Linked DNA regions of Homo sapiens: region 1 is linked to region 2. The links are chromatin loops, found by intact Hi-C in ENCODE. Cell type or tissue: lower lobe of right lung. All regions are shown on one strand. Links, peaks and the distances in the headings refer to the core of each region. The heading gives the core; the rest is flanking DNA. Region 1 holds the start of LOC105373424 (a long non-coding RNA gene). Region 2 overlaps HPCAL1 (hippocalcin like 1).

Region 1 (8,910 bases), core at 471-8,470, 110 kb after region 2:
AGTCCTGGAGATATCTCGGTGGCCAAAGGAGAGGAAGGCTTTTACCTATAGGAACTTAAAATCCAAAGGAGGATCCAGACTATAACTAACTACATGAATAAATGTGAAATTGCTCATGTGATCAATGTCACAGATGAGGGGACCATGGCACGAGGGGAACATTTAATGGGGGAGAGCTGATATAGTCAGGGAGGTCAAGGCAGGCTTCCTGGAGGAAGTGCCAAATGCACTAAACGATGAGTGTCATGAATTAGACAAAGAAAGAAGGGAAGGACCCACTCTATAGTGAAAACAGCACAGACAAGAGCCTATGTGGGCAAAATGATGGCACCCATGAGGGGCCAAAAGAGTCCAGAGAGGCTGGGGCGGGAGGTGAGTCTGAGAGGTGGGTGGGGACTGAATCATGAAGACCTCTCTAACCTCTTAAACGTTTTTGTCTTGTTTTTATCCCCAGGGTAGTAGGATACCATTTCATGTTTTAAACAGGGGGGAGACTATCAGATTGCCATTCAAAGAGAGAGCCTCGGGTTCGGTGTGGAGAGCGGGCTGAGCAGATCAGAGGGGTTCAGGGGCTGGAAGGCCAATTGCAGGTGGTGAGCAAAATGCAGTGGCAGCTGGGTGGCCATGGAGATGGAGAGAAAAGGGCAGAGATGAAAGAGATTAGGAGGCAAAGATGACAGGACTGGAGGTGACTGGATATGGGGGAGGTGAGGGAGAAGGGGTATCAAGATGATGTCTATGTTTCTGGCCCAAGTGACTGTGGTCATCATCCACAGAGGCCAAAGTCCCAGGAGGCGCTGGGCTGGGAGAGCAGATTGTGAGTCCTTTCTGGACATACTGAGTTTGAGTCGCCTCTGAGACAGCCATTCCCTCTGCACACAGACCTTCCGTCCGAAACCTCTTTCCTTCTTCCTGAAGTGCATTGGTGTGGAGGCCCTTTAGTGAGAGTCTCTTTGCAATAGCTGCTCTCAGCTTTTGTGTATCCGAAAATGGCTTTATTTTGCCCTCATCCTTCAAGAATCTTTTGGATTCTAGATTGTAGTCAATTTCCTTTGTGTATCCAGCTCTGTGTCTTCCATTATTGCTGTTGTGAAGTCAACTGTCAATCTGTTGTTGGTGTTCTGAGGGTAATCTCTCTTGTACTTGCTGCTTTTAAAATCTTCTTGTGGTCTTTGGTGTTCTGCAGTTTCACTCTGATGGATCTAAATATGGATTTCTGTTCATTTATTCTCTCTGAGAATTGTTATGGTTCCTGATCTGAGGATTGGGGCCTGCCTTTGACTATCACATGTCCCCTTCACTGTCTTATCTTCTTCTGGAACTCCGGTTAAGCATGTGTCAGAATTCCTCCTTCCACTGCCACCTTTTTTTGCCTCTCTTTTGTGTTTTTCATGTGTTTGTCTCTGAACTGCATTCTACCTCTTGTTCATACTTCTCTTATTGCTGAGTAGTATCCAAGCTATACATTCCATGGGTACTCTTTCACATAATAGATGTTTAGGTGGCTTATATTTTTAGTTATGGTGAATACAACTATTATGAAAAATCTTATTCAAGTCTTTTTATGCAGATAGATACCTTTTCATTTCTTGTGCATAAATACCCAGAACTGAAATTTCTGGGTCATAGGTTAGACATGTGTTTAACTTTTTTTTTTTTTTTTTGAGACGGAGTCTTGCTCTGTTGCCCAGGCTGGAGTACAGTGGTGCGATCTCAGCTCACTGCAAGCTCCGCCTCCCAGATTCACGCCATTCTCCTGCCTCAGCCTCCTGAGTAGCTGGAACTACAGGTGCCCACCACCATGCCTGGCTAATTTTTTGTATTTTTAGTACAGACAGGGTTTCACCATGTTAGCCAGGATGGTCTCGATCTCCTGACCTCATGATCCTCCCGCTTCGGCCTCCCAGACACCCTCTTGGCCAGGCGCAGTGGCTCATGCCTGTAATCCCAGAACTTTGGGAAGCCAAGGCGGGAGGATCATATGAGGTCAGGAGTTCGAGACCAGCCTGGTCAACGTGGTGAAAACCTCGTCTCCACTAAAAATACAAAAATTATCCAGGGGTGGTGGCAGGTGCCTGTAGTCCCAGCTACTCCAGAGGCTGAGGCAGGAGAATCACTTGAAACCAGGAGGCAGAGGTTGCAGTGAGCGGAGATTGCACCATTGCACTCCAGCCTGGGTGACACAGCAAGACTCCATCTCAAAAAAATAAATAAATAAAATAAAATAAAAATAAAAAGGACCCTCTCAAACTGTGTGTTTGTTTTCCATCCAGCATCTCTGCCATAAATCTTTTTCAGACATCCAAACTGCATATTCCTTGAAACGGAAGGTATCTCTCTCCCTTTCCATGTCTCTCCTCCTGCCTCATTCCCTGAGAAACTAGAACCAGAAAAGTAAAAGAACAGAGCCTTCCCCCACCTCCGAGTGTCCACGAGCAGCAGAGGGAATGGAGAAGAGAATCATTCATCCTGTATGAGGTGGAAGTCTTCATAAGCCCCAATAAGCTGGACTTGAGTCTGAAAGTGAAGAGAAAACTCGGTTCTGCCCCAAAATGTGTTCTGACCTGGGGAGGATGCTGAGTGGGACATACCGAGGGCACTGGCCGCAGATATCACAGGCCCCATTCAAGCTGACTCCCCAGGAGACTGTTCGCTGATCGTCAATACCGAGCCCCACTCACCGCTCAGGCCTCAGCCCCTGCTCCACGCCCCCTCCTCATTTCTCTAAGTCTCCGACCCCTGGCCTCCAGCTGAACTAGCCAGGACAATAGACAAGATTCAGGGTGAAGCAGACAGATTCTGAAGAGACGGTAAGGACAAAGAAGGCTTAGGGAGCTGGGCACTGAAAACAAAAGTTTGCTGGATTCGAAGCAGACCACGTGGGGTTGCTTGTAACCACTGCGTCTGACTTTGCTCACACTATGCCTCGGCTGTGTTAGAGCCGTGCTCCTGGGGACCACCAGGGACCATGCCTATGCTTCCTGTAGGACCCCATAGGACCCACCCAAGGTCTGCACCTGGCTGGTCTTGGCGACGCCTGTTAGTGGCACATGACGACATCTCTGACCACATCAGGACGGGCCGTGGCCTCGGCGTTCAGTGCCACCCATCTTGGAAGAGGAAAAGGGACCCTGAGGCTTGGCTCCCAGCCACAGACTAAGTATCTGCATAGGGCAATTGAGAACAGATGCGGCAATGAGTAATTAAACAAATTAGTCAGCGCAGACGTGTTCACAAAAGCCAGGCAGAATCAATGGGGCGCCGATGCATTAGCGTCCTGTCCCTAATGGCCTCGGATGCTCCCAGCTAGCTGCTCCTCTGAGAGCAAACCGCACCTCCCTGCACCCAGGGCTGGGCACAGCGCTGAGCAGGGCTGGCGGGGTCACAGCCAGTGACCACAGAAGCCAGGTAGGCTGCTCCGGTGGGCTCCATCAGAGACTTGGCTGCTTCTCTGCCAGTGGACAGAGTGGCAGCTGCCCACCAACCGTTCCTCCCTCTCCTCCCCATTTTCTCACACATTCCTCTCCCTGGAGTCTCCTTCCCTGCTCTCTTCACCTAGCTGATGCCTAGGTATCCTTTAACACTCGCCCAGCATCACCTCCTCCAAGAAGGCTCCTCTGATCCCACAGGCTGGATGGGGCCTTTTTCTGGGCTCCCATGCCCATCACGGGTCAGTCTGCCCTGGAGGTTGGGCTCTGCTGTTGGACGAAGCCAGGCCCCAGGTGAAAGAAGTCTATCTTCTGCTTGTCTCAAGCACAGGGGCTCTGTCCCAATGATGGTAGTTGGGATGCAAGCAACAGAAACCCACTCTTGGCTAATTTTAGGGGAAGAGAGGAGTGTGCTAGAAGGCTAAAGTATGCTCAGAAAATCACAAGGACTGCTGAATGGCCTCACCTAGAACAGGGACCAAGCAGCTCTGGGGATCCAGCTAGCAGGAAGCACCAGCAGTCTCTGGGGGTGCACTTGGGGGAGAAAGGCGCAGCCACCATTTGAGTCTTTGTGTCATCAGCCCAAGGCTCAGAGTTCAAATTCTCTGGAGAAAGAGCCTGAGAGTTTGACTTAACCGTGAGCCCCATCCCCTTGGTCAAGGTGGAGCCGGAGTGCATGTCTGGGAGACCGTCACATGTATGTATGTATGTATGTATGTATTTATTTTTGTGAGACAGAGTCTCACTCTGTCACCCAGGCTGGAGTGCGATGGCACAATCTCTGCTCACTGCAACCTCCGCCTCCCGGGTTCAAGTTATTCTTCTGCCTCAGCCTCCCGAGTAGCTGCAATTACAGGCTTGCACCACCACGCCTGGCTAAGTTTTGTATTTTTAGTAGAGAGATGGGGTTTCACCTTATTGGCCAGGCTGGGCTCGAACTCCTGACCTTGTGATCTGTCCGCCTCAGCTTCCCAAAGTGCTGGGATTACAGGCGTGAGCCACTGTGCCTGGCCAACCCTCACATGTATTAATTCATTTACCCCCCAAGAACAATCTATGCGTAGGTGCCACTATTGTTACCTCCCACTTAATGGTTGAGGAAACCAAGGCATGGGAGGTTAAGCAGCTTGCTTGAGGTCACACAGCTAGTGGGTGGCAGTCGGGAAACAGGAGCAGCCAGGCCAGCCCGAGACCCATCCTTAAGCCACACCACCCCTGGGATGGTATGATAAACACAGGAATGTTGAATGAGTGAGAGAATAAGCTAGTAAACTGACAGAGGGCTGGCTTCTCTCGAAAACAGCTGCTTCCTGGTACATTACTGCTTTCCGAGCCAGATGTGGGTGGGTGTTTGGCCCTGGCTGATGGATGGCTGATATTTCCAGGGGAGAAGAAAGGATGGAACACCTGTCATTGCCGAGGTAATTACTTCTCCCTCGCTGGCCTTTTGGCCAAGCTGCAGCCTGAACGCTCACTGTTCTTTCTCCAGCATTTGCAGCAAGAGCTTAGAAAAAGAGGAGGTGGAGAATCTGTGTTGTTCTGGATGATCGCAGAGGAAGACGTGGCTTTAGAAAACGGGCCAACGGCTGGGAACAGTGCCTCTCGCCTGTAATCCCAGCACTTTGGGAGGCCGAGGCAGGCAAATCGCTTGAGCTCAGTCACAGAGCAGGAGCATCACCATCTTGGACAAACACTGCCATTTTAAGTTCCTCTTGATTAAAAACCACCTAAATCCACCCCAAAAACAGCAGCCTAATGGCTAATGTCAGCATGATCATAAACTACAAATGACACCTCCAACCAGACACATTCCAACCCTGAGATAAACCTGTCTCCAACCAGAAACATGCCAACCTGAGATAACTTCCCTGCCGACCAGAAACCTTCTCACCCCAAAATAAAACTCTCCTCCAACCAGAAACATTCTGAACCTGTGATAAGCTCTCCCTCCCTAAACCCGTAAATACCCTTAGTCTATAAGAGAGAGTGCCCCTGAGAGAAATCGGCCAGAAGCTCCTCTCAGGTTTATTCTCCAAAATAAATCTGTCTTTGACTGTTGAGCCGCTTTTCATGTTTCTTTCTTCCTTCTTCAAGTCTTACATTTGGTGCTGAAACCCAGAACATTCCAAGGAAAGGTTCCAACATTCCAAGCCACTGTCCTTACATGCAAGGTATGTAGGAAAAGTAAAATATAGTTTTGGTAGAAAGATTGCAGGGAGGCATGAGAATGTGGATTTTTGCCAAGTTTGAAAGGTTAAAGGATTTTTTTTTCAGTTGGATAAAATAAAAATGAAGGTTTGGGCTAGTTGTGAAAGGCTGATTTTAGAGGCAGTTCTGTGTGTAAACATATTGGCTAAAAGGGGTATCCTCCAGTTTTTCTGTAAATTAAATTTTATTAAAATAAAAGCACAGTGGGTTTCTCTTAGAGCACTAACCTGCTCTTTAACAAAAATTGTAAAGGGCTATAAAAAGTCTATAAAAATCTTACCTTGTGGTCAAATATTAAAATTGAGTAAATATGTCTATAAGGATTTATTAATTCGGTTTAACATTCATAGTACACTAATGTAAAGGTGAAATTTGGCTTATTTGGTATAAAAATTATACAGAAAATATTGTCAAATACGAAATGGTGCTTGGCTTTCTTTGGGCTATATTTGTGTAGATATGTTTTTGGTATGTGTTCCAAGGTTGTGGGAGACTCCTACAATCCTGATATGTTTTAGTGTACATTATCAGTAATAATTATAATTGTTATGTTAAAATTGTTGTGTGCCACGTAGGTAACAGATTTCCTCATCAATTGTGTCTTTAACTGCGGCCACCCTAAAACTTTTTGTCATCCATGAACAATTGTTGTCTTGTTTTGGTCCTCTTTAGAAGGTGGTTTTATGATCAGCTATAAAGTTCTGACAGGTGCTCTTGAATGCAGGTTTCTGATAACTTTGCAGATTGTGACATCAGAATAGAGGAAGGACGTTCAGGACTCTTGAAGAGCTGGAATGTTCATTGATATCAGGCAGGACAGGAACTGACTGCGTGAACTGAACTAACAGACTGGAGTGATCTTTTTGATGTTTTGCTCGGAATATTGTTGGTCCTTTGTTTGCTTTTCAGAGTCAAAGAGGCTTTTCTTTTGAGCTATCAACAGCTTTTGACAGTTTGGTGTGCTCCCATGAACAAAATTTGAGGCATGCTTATTTCTCTCTGCCTGGTTTTCTCCCGAGTCTGGAAACTACCTGTGAGTATCCTTAAATTATGGCAGTATGGTTATTTGCAAAGGTGCAATACAAGTCTGTTTTCTTTCTTTCTTTCTTTCTTTTTTTTTTTTTTGAGATGGAATCTTGCTCTGTTCCCCAGGCTGGAGAGCAGTGGTGCAATCTCGGCTCACTGCAACCTCCACCTCCCAGGTTCAAGCAATTCTCCCTGCCTCAGCCTCCCGAGTAGCTGGGATTACAGGCATGCACCACCATGCCCAGCTAACTTTTGTGTTTTTTAGTACAGACAGGGTTTCGCCACATTGGCTAGGCTGGTCTTGAACTCCTGACATCAGGTGATCTGCCCGCCTCGGGCTCCCAAAGTGCTGGGATTACAGGTGTGAGCCATGGCACCCGACCAAAAGTCTGTTTTCTTTTATGGCAGGACACAATTGGAAGAACTGGTTGTTTTAGCAAGGCTTTGACTGGAATGGTGTGCTCTCCTTTAAGGAATCAAACTTGACTTGTGAAGCCAGTAGAGCCCTTAGATGGCGGGCCTCATATTTTGTGTGCGCGGTCCCCGTGGGACTCATAATTTGTGCGCGCAGTCCCTGTGGGCCTCATATTTTGTGTGCGCGGTGCCTGTGGGCCTCATATTTTGCGCGCGCGGTCCCTGTGGGCCTCATATTTTGCGCGCGCGGTCCCTGTGGGCCTCATATTTTGCGCGCGCGGTCCCTGTGGGACTCATAATTTGTGCGCGCAGTCCCTGTGGGCCTCATATTTTGTGTGCGCGGTGCCTGTGGGCCTCATATTTTGCGCGCGCGGTCCCTGTGGGCCTCATATTTTGCGCGCGCGGTCCCTGTGGGCCTCATATTTTGTGCGCGCAGTCCCTGTGCAGGTTTCTGACCTGAGGTAAGTAAAGGAATGTCACTTTCTCACAGGCCAGGAACCCCAGGTTATCTTGGAGCCTCAAGAGTGGAAGAATTCACCCAACTCACAGGTATTTGATGGTGCACTTCCATGGCTGGGATTGGCTTTAAAAAGGTCTTATCTCAAATTCCTTCCATGAAACAGAGTTTTTTTGAAGCCAACTTAAAAGGCCTATGTAAAAATAATTATTCTTGCTGCACCTTATACAAATAATCTGGCCACAGCTGGGTGCGGTGGTTCACTTCTGTAATCCCAGCACTTTGGGAGGCTGACATGGGTGGATCACCTGAGGTCAGGAGTTGGAGATCAGCCTGGCCAACATGGTGAGACCCCATCTCCACTAAAAATACAAAAATTAGCTGGGCATGGTGGCACATGCCTGTAATCCCAGCTACTCAGGAAGTAAGGCTGGAGAATCGCTTGAACTCAGGAGGTGGAGGTTGCAGTGAGCTGAGATTGCACCATTGCACTCCAGCCTGGGCAACAAGAGTGAAACTTTACCTAAAAAAAAATCTGGCAAAGCAAACTAGTCATACCATGATTTGTTTTTTTTTTTTTTTTTTTTTTTTTTTTTTGAGACTGAGTCTCACTCTGTCACCCAGACTGGAGTGCAGTGGCACGATCTCAGTTCACTGCAAGCTCCACCTTCTGGGTTCACGCCATTCTCCCGCCTCAGCCTCCCGAGTAGCTGGGACTTCAGGCGCCCGCCACCACACCCAGCTAATTTTTGTATTTTTAGTAGAGACGGGGTTTCACTGTGTTAGCCAGGATGGTCTTGATCTCCTGACCTTGTGATCCGCCCACCTCGGCCTCCCAAAGTGCTGGGATTACAGGTGTGAGCCACCACACCTGGCCCCATGATTTGTCTTTTAATATAAATGGAAAACTGGAGAGAGAGAATTGTGTTTCAAAAACTGTAGCACACCTGTTGTTAAATTCTAGTCTTGTCTGAGGTTTTTCAATTTTTATTGTTTTCTACAGTTTGGATTAAATTCTAATTTTTCTGGCTACAAGTCTCCAAAATAATGTTTTCAATTTTTCCTTTTTCTTTTCCTTCCCCCCCCCCTTTTTTTTTTCTAGCTGGAGATCACTAAAACCTAAGCTGTGCTTTCTTGAAGCCCTGTGAGCTGAAAATTAGATGTTTCAGTGGGCGCTGCCTCTGGGCCTCTGAGGCAGAGTGTGCTACCCAGAACAAATCGACCTCTTCCACTCCAGCACCATGTTCAGTGTCCCATAACGACAACCCTCTCTCAGCAGGAAGTAGCCAGAAAGAGCACGTCGCCCCTCATCCTTTTATAACTATAGGGTCTGGATTGACAAAGCAGGAGCATCAACATTTTGGACAAACAGCAGCA
Region 2 (8,910 bases), core at 247-8,246:
GTGATGTGATTTGCCTGGGGAGGCAGCCCGGCCCCAGCATCCCTCTCCTTTGTTCACCCTGGAATTAATCTTTCATATTAGCCAATTTTTCTGATGGCTGGCCTCATCTTCATAACTTTCCACTGCTGACTCAATATCCTGGACTCAAACAGATTAAACCTCTGAAAAACGATGGGGAGGAACGGCCTAAGAAGCCTTTGGAGGGAAGCCATTGAAAGTCAGGCATGGCCCTCACAAGGGCTGAGGTGGCCCTGCTTACCAGCCAGCAAAGAAATACGGTCAACCCAACATCAACCGCCTGAGTCACAGAGAGAAAAAGAAGGATCATCGCCAGGAGTCTTCCAATTCACAGGGGCTAGAGACCAGCAGGCCCATTCTCTGGGGGTCATGAAGAATGGGCAGGGAAGGGGAGCAGAAAAAGTTATTTTCAAAAAGGGAGCTGAAACATATTAGAATGACAAACAGTAAGGAGATTATTCCTGGAAAAGCCAGGGCCGTGAAAAGCAACAGCAGGGGCTGGTGGTATCAGGACATCAAACCACTTCATTAAAATACCCAAGGTTCAAACAGCAGGCGCCGAGATGGCTCCTTCCAGGTCAACAAACGAAGTGAACGCCCAAGTTCAAGAACACAAAAAAGAAAAACCATATTCTAGATAATAAACAAACTCTACACTATGCCACACTGAAACGGTAAATTTCCTGGAAGACTCTGGATGTTGTTTTTTTTTGAGAGCAAGTCTCACTCTGTTGCCCAGGCTGGAGTGCAGTGGCCTGATCTCGGGTCAGTGCAACCTCCACCTCCTGGGTTCAAGAAATTCTCATGTGTCAGCCTCCCGAGTAGCTGGCACTACAGGCGTGAGCCACCATGCCCAGCTAATATTTGTATTTTTAGTAGAGATGGGGTTTCACCATGTTGGCCAGGCTGGTCTCGACCTCCTGACCTCAAGTGATCCGCCTGCCTCAGCCTCCCAAAGTGCTGGGATTACAGGCATGAGCCACCGCACGTGGACTGAATGTTTTTCTTTATGTCCTAGGTAACAGATTTGCTCAGTGTTGAATTTCAGTGCAGCGAAGAAATTTTAATAAGGGATTATGATAAATTTCCATTAATTTAAATAATCACAAGTATGGAAATTATGGATGCCAGCCAGTCTAACCATAACAAGAAAGTTTGGTAAGCAAATTAAGAGGGTAAATAAAGGATGGGTATTTGGAGTTCCTCCTGGAGGCTCTTTCCTGTCTAATTGCAAAAATAATAAATGCCCACTGGTGAAAATTTAGAATGTGGCAAAACATGAAAAATCAAGAAAGACCCATGATCCCATGGAATACAACCACCGTTAACATTTAGATATGTTTCCTTCCCATCTATTTTCTGACTTTCTTCCCCGTCCAAACATAAATGAAATGAAACTGTCTGCATAATTCTTTTTTTTTTTTTTGAGACGGAGTCTCGCTCTGTTGCCCAGGCTGGAGTGCAGTGGCGCGATCTCGGCTCACTGCAAGCTCCACCTCCTGGGTTCACCCTATTCTCCTGCCTCAGCCTCCCGTGTAGCTGGGACTACAGGCACCCGCCACCACGCCCGGCTAATTTTTTTTGTATTTTTAGTAGAGACGGGGTTTCACCGTGTTGGCCAGGATGGTCTCGATCTCCTGACTTCATGATCCGCCCGCCTCGGCCTCCCAAAGTGCTGGGATTACAGGCGTGAGCCACCGCGCCTGGCCTGCATAATTCTTTATCTTGCTTCCTAGCCCCACATTTGGGAAAAATGTTTAAACAGCTGATTTTCAGTCTCTTTATACCTACATCTACTACCTACTATCCTAATCTAATCTATCTAATATCTACTATCTTATTACCGCTAATGTGCTAATTTCAAATAATTCTTAGCAATTCATTTAAAAAAAACAATTTGAAACAAAATCTGGTCAGTAGTTTACATTACTACATATACTTTTGTCTGAAAATAATACAATTACTTATCTCTATAATACTCCCTACTTCTGACTTTTCTCTAATTCACAATTAGTTAAGAAGTTTGGCTGACCAGTTTCTTAAATAATCAGTACTATCACCTCCTAAGACGAACATAAAGACATCATTATAATGAGGAAAGCAACAACCCTAGCAGTGGTTTTTCCTGCTAGAGGATCCTCTTAAGGGAACAGTAAACAGCTTCTAAATAAGGCCCCCGATCTACAGCCTAAGAATCTAGCTGACTGCCAACCTTCAATGCTCCCACAGTGAATATCCCACTGCAGTCACTCACCTCTATGTCTGTCTCGCCCTTACGCCACGAGTCCCTGTCTTCTTAATCTCAGCCTCCTTAATATAGGAAGTTAACAGGAAAGGTTGAATGGTGAGCTGGATGCATGAAACCAACCCACAGAGCTCACCTCCCTAAATTCCAACCTTAATATCTTCCTGCCACCCCCCACCCCTGCACCAATCTCTCCTAATCTGTGCTCCACAAATGTATTCCTCAATGTTATCAGTTTCTTCTGAATCATAATGCTGCCTCTTAAGATGGCAGTTGCTAAGATGGCAGTTGCTAAGATGCCTGCATATTATAAGAGGATTCTTTTTTTTTTTTTTTCCCTGAGACGGAGTCTTGCTCTGTCACCCAGGCTGGAGTGTAGTGGCTCAGATCTCTCAGCTCATTGCAACCTCTGCCTCCTGGGTTGAAGCAATTCTCCTGCCTCAGCCTCCCGAGTAGCTGGGATTACAGGCGCCCGCCACCAAGCCCAGCTAATTTTTATACTTTTAGTAGAGACGGGGTTTCACCATGTTGGCCAGGCTGGTCTTGAACTCCTGACTTCGTAATTTGCCCGCCTCAGCCTCCCAAAGTGCTGGGATTACAGGCATGAGCCACCACGCCCGGCCCAAGAGGTTTCATTTTTTTGCAGTCAATTTAGCTAGGAAAATTCTCTCTTTGCTCTATGTTGGATGTACCTACAATGCAAGTATGCATTTTTAAACATCTTTCCTGAATTGCAGAGCTGACAGAGGACTTAGAGGCTGTTCAACCCTAAGCCCCATTTGTCAAACGAGAGAACTGAGATCTGGAGAGGCAATGTCTCCCATGCCAAGTCAAAGCCAGACATCAATGATGGGATGGGAGTCACTCTGCCAACCCTAAAGCCTTGTTGGCTTCCAGACCACTGTCCCACAGTTTTAACAAATGCGTAAAACAAACTCTCACCAATTGACTACAAACATAGAAAACACTAGCAGTGCCCTGACCTAGCCACTCAGACCTGCAAAGCCAGCCCTCAGGCAAGGTGTTAAGATTCTAATGAAGGCAGCCGCCATCCTACAGTTAAGGAATTGGGGGGTGGTTCAGTCACACATCTGGGCAGACATTGTGTTCCAGGCTCTGTGCCCAGAATGCGGGGGTCACCAAGGAGAAATCCACAGGGTCCTACCTAAAGTGGCCTACCACCCTGGGAGAGATGGACAAGCAGTAAGGTCAGGCTCCAGCCAGAATTTGTCCTCCCTGGAGGGACAAAGGAGAGCTCCACAGAGCAGGTAACACTGGCTTACTCCTGGGCCTGAAAGAATACGTGAGATTCTCCCAGAATCTTCTAGATCAGTGGTTCTCATGAAGACCCTTTCAGAAGAATCACACTCCACCATCATCCACTTGGGTTCTCTATGCCTATACTCATCCTGTCCTGACTACCCTAATCACCACACCAACAGTAGAAAACCCCCAAAGAACAGCTAACTCACCAGGAATGTGCCATGTCAAGCACGACCCAAAGCAGCCCAAAGGTTGAGAAGCACCATGATGTTGGTGACAGTGATGGTGATGGTGGTGACAGTGATGATGATGACGATGATAGTGATGGTGATGGTGGTGGTGGTGATGATGATGGTGATAATGACAGTGATGACAGTGATGATGAATGGTGATGATGACGGTGATGGTGACGATGGTGACAATGATGATAATGACGATGATGGTGATGATGACAGTGATGGTGAATGGTGATGACAGCAATGATGGTGGTGATGGTGATGATGATGGGGATGGGGATGATAGTGATGATGATGATGATGATGGTGATGGAGAAAGGTGATGATGACAGTGATAATGATGGTGATGGTGATGGCAATGGTGGTGATGGTGATGATGATGACAGTGATGGTGATGATGATGAGGATGGGGATGACAGTGATGATGGTGATGGTGGTGGTGATGATGATGGTGATAATGACAGTGATGATAGTGACGGTGAATGGTGATGATGACAGTAATGATGATGGTGATGGTGATGATGGTGATAATGATGATAGTGATGATGATGGTGATGACGACATTGATGGTGAATGGTGATGATGACAGCAATGACGGTGGTGATGGTGATGATGATGGGGATGAGGATGATATGATGATGATGATGATGATATGATGATGATGATGATGGTGATGGAGAAAGGTGATGATGACAGTGATAATGGTGGTGATGGTGATGGTAATGATAGTGATGATGATGGTGATGACAGTGATGATGGATGTTGATGATGACAGTGATGATGATGGTGATGGTGATGATGGTGGGGATGATAGTGATGATGATGATGGTGATGGAGAATGGTGATGATGGTGAGGATGATAGTGATGATGGTGATGGAGAATGGTGATAATGATGGTGGTGATGGTGGGGATGATAGTGATGACGATGATGATGACAGTGATGATGAATGGTGACGATAACAGTGATGATGGCGATGGTGATGATGGTGGTGGTGATGGTGATGACAGTGATGATGATGGTGATGATGACAGTGATGATGAATGGTGATGAATGGAATGATGATGATGATAGCGACAGCAATGATGATGGTAATGATGATGATGGGGATGGGGATGATAGTGATGATGATGATGATGGTGATGGAGAAAAGTGATGATGTCAGTGATAATGATGGTGAGGTGATGGATATGATAGTGATAATGATAATGGTGATAATGGTTTTGGGGAGCCAGCAACTGGCCCAGCACAAACCACAGGGGGAAGGAGCTACAGGCCACAGTGAGCCCTTTACACTGCTTGGCGATCCCTGGCCCCAAAACCTGGAATTCCTTACCTGTGCTCTACATCTTCTCCCCCCACTCCCATCCACACTGTGAAAATAATTCTCAAATGCATAACCTTTCACCTTACAATGAGCTCTGAGAATAATCAGCCAGGCCGTATTGTTTTTAGATAAGGTAACAGCATATCACCAAGAACATGTGCTCATAAAAGCAGCAATTCTTTATCCCTGGATGTCTTCAGAAAGAAGAGGGGAAAGCACCTCCTAAGAAATAAGAATAAATTGTACCTGCCAGCATTCCAGCATGAAGGCAAGCAGGGCCTTAGCACCTGCCAGAGCCCTGCGTCTACCTTTACTCGCTGGGAAGAAAGACACAGAGAAGCCACGGCAGCCACATCTCATGTCCCACCCCTGGAGGCTAAGCCCCTGCCAGGCATCCAGGCTGCATCACCAGCACGGGCTCCAAACTGCATGACTGAAGAGTTTCTAATAAAGCACACCTCAACCACTGCTGAGGGATTGGGGGGCGGGGGGACAACCAGTTCTGCCACCCATGGCCCTATCTCAGCCCCTGAAGCTGGGGGCTTTTCTGGACCTCCTACATCCCACACTCATTCTGCCAGGAGTGTCTCCAGCCACACACAGTAAATACGGAAAACTGCATGATGTTAAAAATGATTTTTTTTCAACATAGGTGATCGATTTCGAGAGGTTCTCACTTCTCTCCAAAAATTGATTACAGGGCAGCAAATAGAAAAGATGGGAGTGAAAGGGAGGAGTTGGGGCTGTCATCAATTCTGCTTTCTGGAAACGTCTGTTAAATGCACAGAAAGAAGGCAGAGAGCTGAGCATTTTGCTGCTAGAGAAAAAGAGCGCTGCAGTCGATACACACTGCTGTACAGAACCGCAATTCTGCAAGTGTGCCCAGCAGTCCTCCTCCGGCCTGCCAGCACGAACACTCCCAGACCCGATCCATGCTCTGCACACACTCACAGAGGGAGGGGACCACCAGCTCCGGGCCTCGTTATGCCTGAGGAACAACCTGCAGCTCTCTCTGTGCAACCCCCACCACCAAGCTCAGGGTCTCTGTAGGTGCATCAGGGACCCTGACAGATGCTTCTCAGAAGGCATGAGGCTAGGACAATCCAAAATGGCAGCTCCCCAAACTCCAAGCAGTAACCAGCACTGGCTGCCTTCCGGAAGCCTCCACACGCACAGCAGTCACAGACTCCAGCATCAAATCCCTTGCTACGACAGCCTGGATCAAAACATGCCTCATAAGCCCGAATTTGAAAAGGAATTCTGTACTCAGTGGCAGAGGAGGCACTAGATCCAAGAATGCTTAAAGAGTAATGGCAGCCACCACCACTTATTCCACACGTGACCAGCCAGACTCACCTAGGTACTCACATCTGCGTCCCCATCTACGTCTGAGCTGCGCCTAGAACCCCTTTCTGCACATGACCAAACAGACTCAGAGAACATCACCAGCCAGTAAACAGAGCAAAGACTACAGTTCAAACCCAGTCTGCCACATCTGCAGACCTGGGTTTGAATTGTAGTTCCTGTCAATATCTGAGCTCAGCCTAAAACCCCTTTCTGCACCTGAGCAAACAGATTCAGAGACCATCACCAGCCAATAAACAACAGAGCAAAGACTACAATTCAAACCCCAGTGTCCCTGATCTTTCCAAGGTATTTTGCAAATGAGGTTCTAATACTCCGATTCAAGAATGTCTTGGTTCTTTCCACCATGATTTCTTTCATGGTTTCTGTCCACCATGAGAGTTCTCTACAACCATGGGAGAGAACGGTCATTTGTGATCTACCTGGCGTACAATGGGTATACAATTTCTGTGTCTTGGTTTGTGCATCTGTCAAATGGCATCTCATCCTCTGCTCTCTTCCTCAAAGAGTGAAAATGATCCAAGGTGAGAAATGCATCAGAAATGCACCAAGCCACCCAAGGCCACAGCACCACTGCATTCAACGCCCTCCCCCAGCCCCTTCTATTTACCAGGAGACCTCTCTACACACACACATTGCTTGAACCATCTCTACCTGTTCAGTTGTGGACTAGGTAGGTACTGGGGCAACACTGTGTGAACATGTGTCACACAGCACTCATGCCCTAGAAGGAGCTTCCATGGCTTAGGAAGGGATGACAAGACTCGTACAGGAAAATCTGAACACCAGCCCAGGCAAGGCCATAAAAGGGCATATCATTACTACCAAAACAAGGGCGGAAGAGAAAGTGACCTCGTTTAATTCTTGATCCTTCTACTTTCTGCTGATGCCCTTGGGCTACTTATTTGCTCTGGGCCTCCTCAGTTTTTTCATTTAGAAAAATGGCTTGGGCTGAGGCACAGTAGTTCACACTTATAATTCCAGCACTTTGAGAGGCCAAGGCTGGAGGATTATTTGAGCCCGGGAGCTCAAGACCAGTCTGGGCAACATAGCAAGACCTCGTCTCCACAAAAAATTTAAAAATCAGCAGGCATGGTGGTGTGTACCTGTAGTCCTAGCTACTCAGGAGACTATGGCAGGGGGATTGCTTGGGCCCAGGAGTTCAAGGCTGCAGTGAGCTGGGATCACATCACTGCACTCCAGCCTGGGCAACAGAGCAAGACCCTATCTCAAAAAAAAAAAGTTTGTTAAGAAGCAGGGTCTCACAATATTGCCCAGGCTCAAATCCCTGATTTCAAGCAATCCTCCCACCTCAGCACCCCCTAGTAGCTGGAACTACAGACAAGAGCCACTGTGCCTGGCTTAGAAAATAGATTTGTTTTGTTTTGTTTTGTTTGTTTTTGTTTTTGATTTGCCATTTGCCTCACAAGTTCTTGATGAAACAAGTTAAGGTATGTATGTAGCAGGGCTCACATCACCTGACACATCAATACATGCGCTGTATTTTAAATCCCCACACTCTGCTAGATACTCAGGAGTTATACAAAAGAAATGTGAGGAACACAACTTCAGCTGGTCCAGCCAACACACCTTGGGTATTCTGTAGGTGCCAGTGCTGAGCCAGGTGCAGGCAGGAGAGGCAGGTAAGAGAGCTCGCCATCTAGCAGCGGGATGGCCAAGCACCCAGCTCACTTCGTCGGTGCTGGGGGATAAATTGATTCTAACTAGAAGACTCTAGGAAGGCCCAAATGAAACAGCTCTTGGGCCGAACCTATGAAAACACACTAAGAAACATAGAAAGAAAAGGCAAATCTAGAGACAGAAAGCAAATCTGTGGGGGACTGGCGGCTTGAGGACGGGGACAGGGAGTTTGTACAAAAGAGGGATCTTTCTGGGGTGATGGATATGTTCCAAAACTGGATTGTGGTAATGGCTATGAACTCTATTAATTTACTGAAAATCATTAAACTGTACACTTAGAATGGGCATGCTTTATGAGAGATAAATTCTATCTTGGTATTAATTAAAACAAAAATGAGTAGGAGTTTAGCAGATAAGGAAGTCTGGGTGAGACAGAAGAAAGGCATCGAACAATCCAGCCCCAACTCCAACCCCTCCCCTGCACCCCCAACTCTCCCAGGTATCAGCTTAGAGGGTGCTTCTCCAGGGAGCCCCCTATACTGGGGTAGGAGCTCCCCTCCATAGCACTTCACGCTCCCTGGTCTTATTTGATAGGTACCCCACATACAACCCCCAGCCCAAGACCTTAAACTCTGCACAGGTAGGGAGGATGCCTGGGCCCAACCTTCTCAGACTCCAGCTTGGTCCAAGGCACACAGTAGGTATCAGAAGCACTTACTGCGTTAAGAGAACAAACCAAGGTTTGGTGGGGTTGGGGAGGCAGAAGACAGTGGGATGATGAAATCTGCGTTTTAAACTGGGAAGTGCTGCCGGTGT

Evidence for each region. A loop is a pair of places that touch in the nucleus more often than their neighbours do. Peaks named below come from ENCODE experiments on the same cell type or tissue, not always from the same donor. Only the 100,000 strongest peaks of a DNase experiment are listed, where the experiment ranks them.
Region 1: a loop joins it to region 2, with 7 times the contacts of the local background. A loop is called at or near these places in 2 of 110 quality-filtered maps.

Annotation. Positions count from the first base shown.
Region 1 is chr2:10,199,000-10,207,909 of GRCh38, reverse strand. It overlaps LOC105373424 (a long non-coding RNA gene), which reads left to right and starts at 6,437. Exons shown (of 3, transcript XR_922789.3): 1 at 6,437-6,669; 2 at 7,567-7,625; 3 at 8,636-8,910. It also overlaps a transcript of RRM2 not described here. In lower lobe of right lung, for the core only: no CTCF peak of the experiment used is centred there; no DNase peak of the experiment used is centred there.
Region 2 is chr2:10,307,827-10,316,736 of GRCh38, reverse strand. The region is part of intron 1 of HPCAL1 (hippocalcin like 1); the gene reads right to left. Among named protein-coding and RNA genes, the nearest start is that of HPCAL1, 9.4 kb to the right of the region's middle. In lower lobe of right lung, for the core only: no CTCF peak of the experiment used is centred there; no DNase peak of the experiment used is centred there.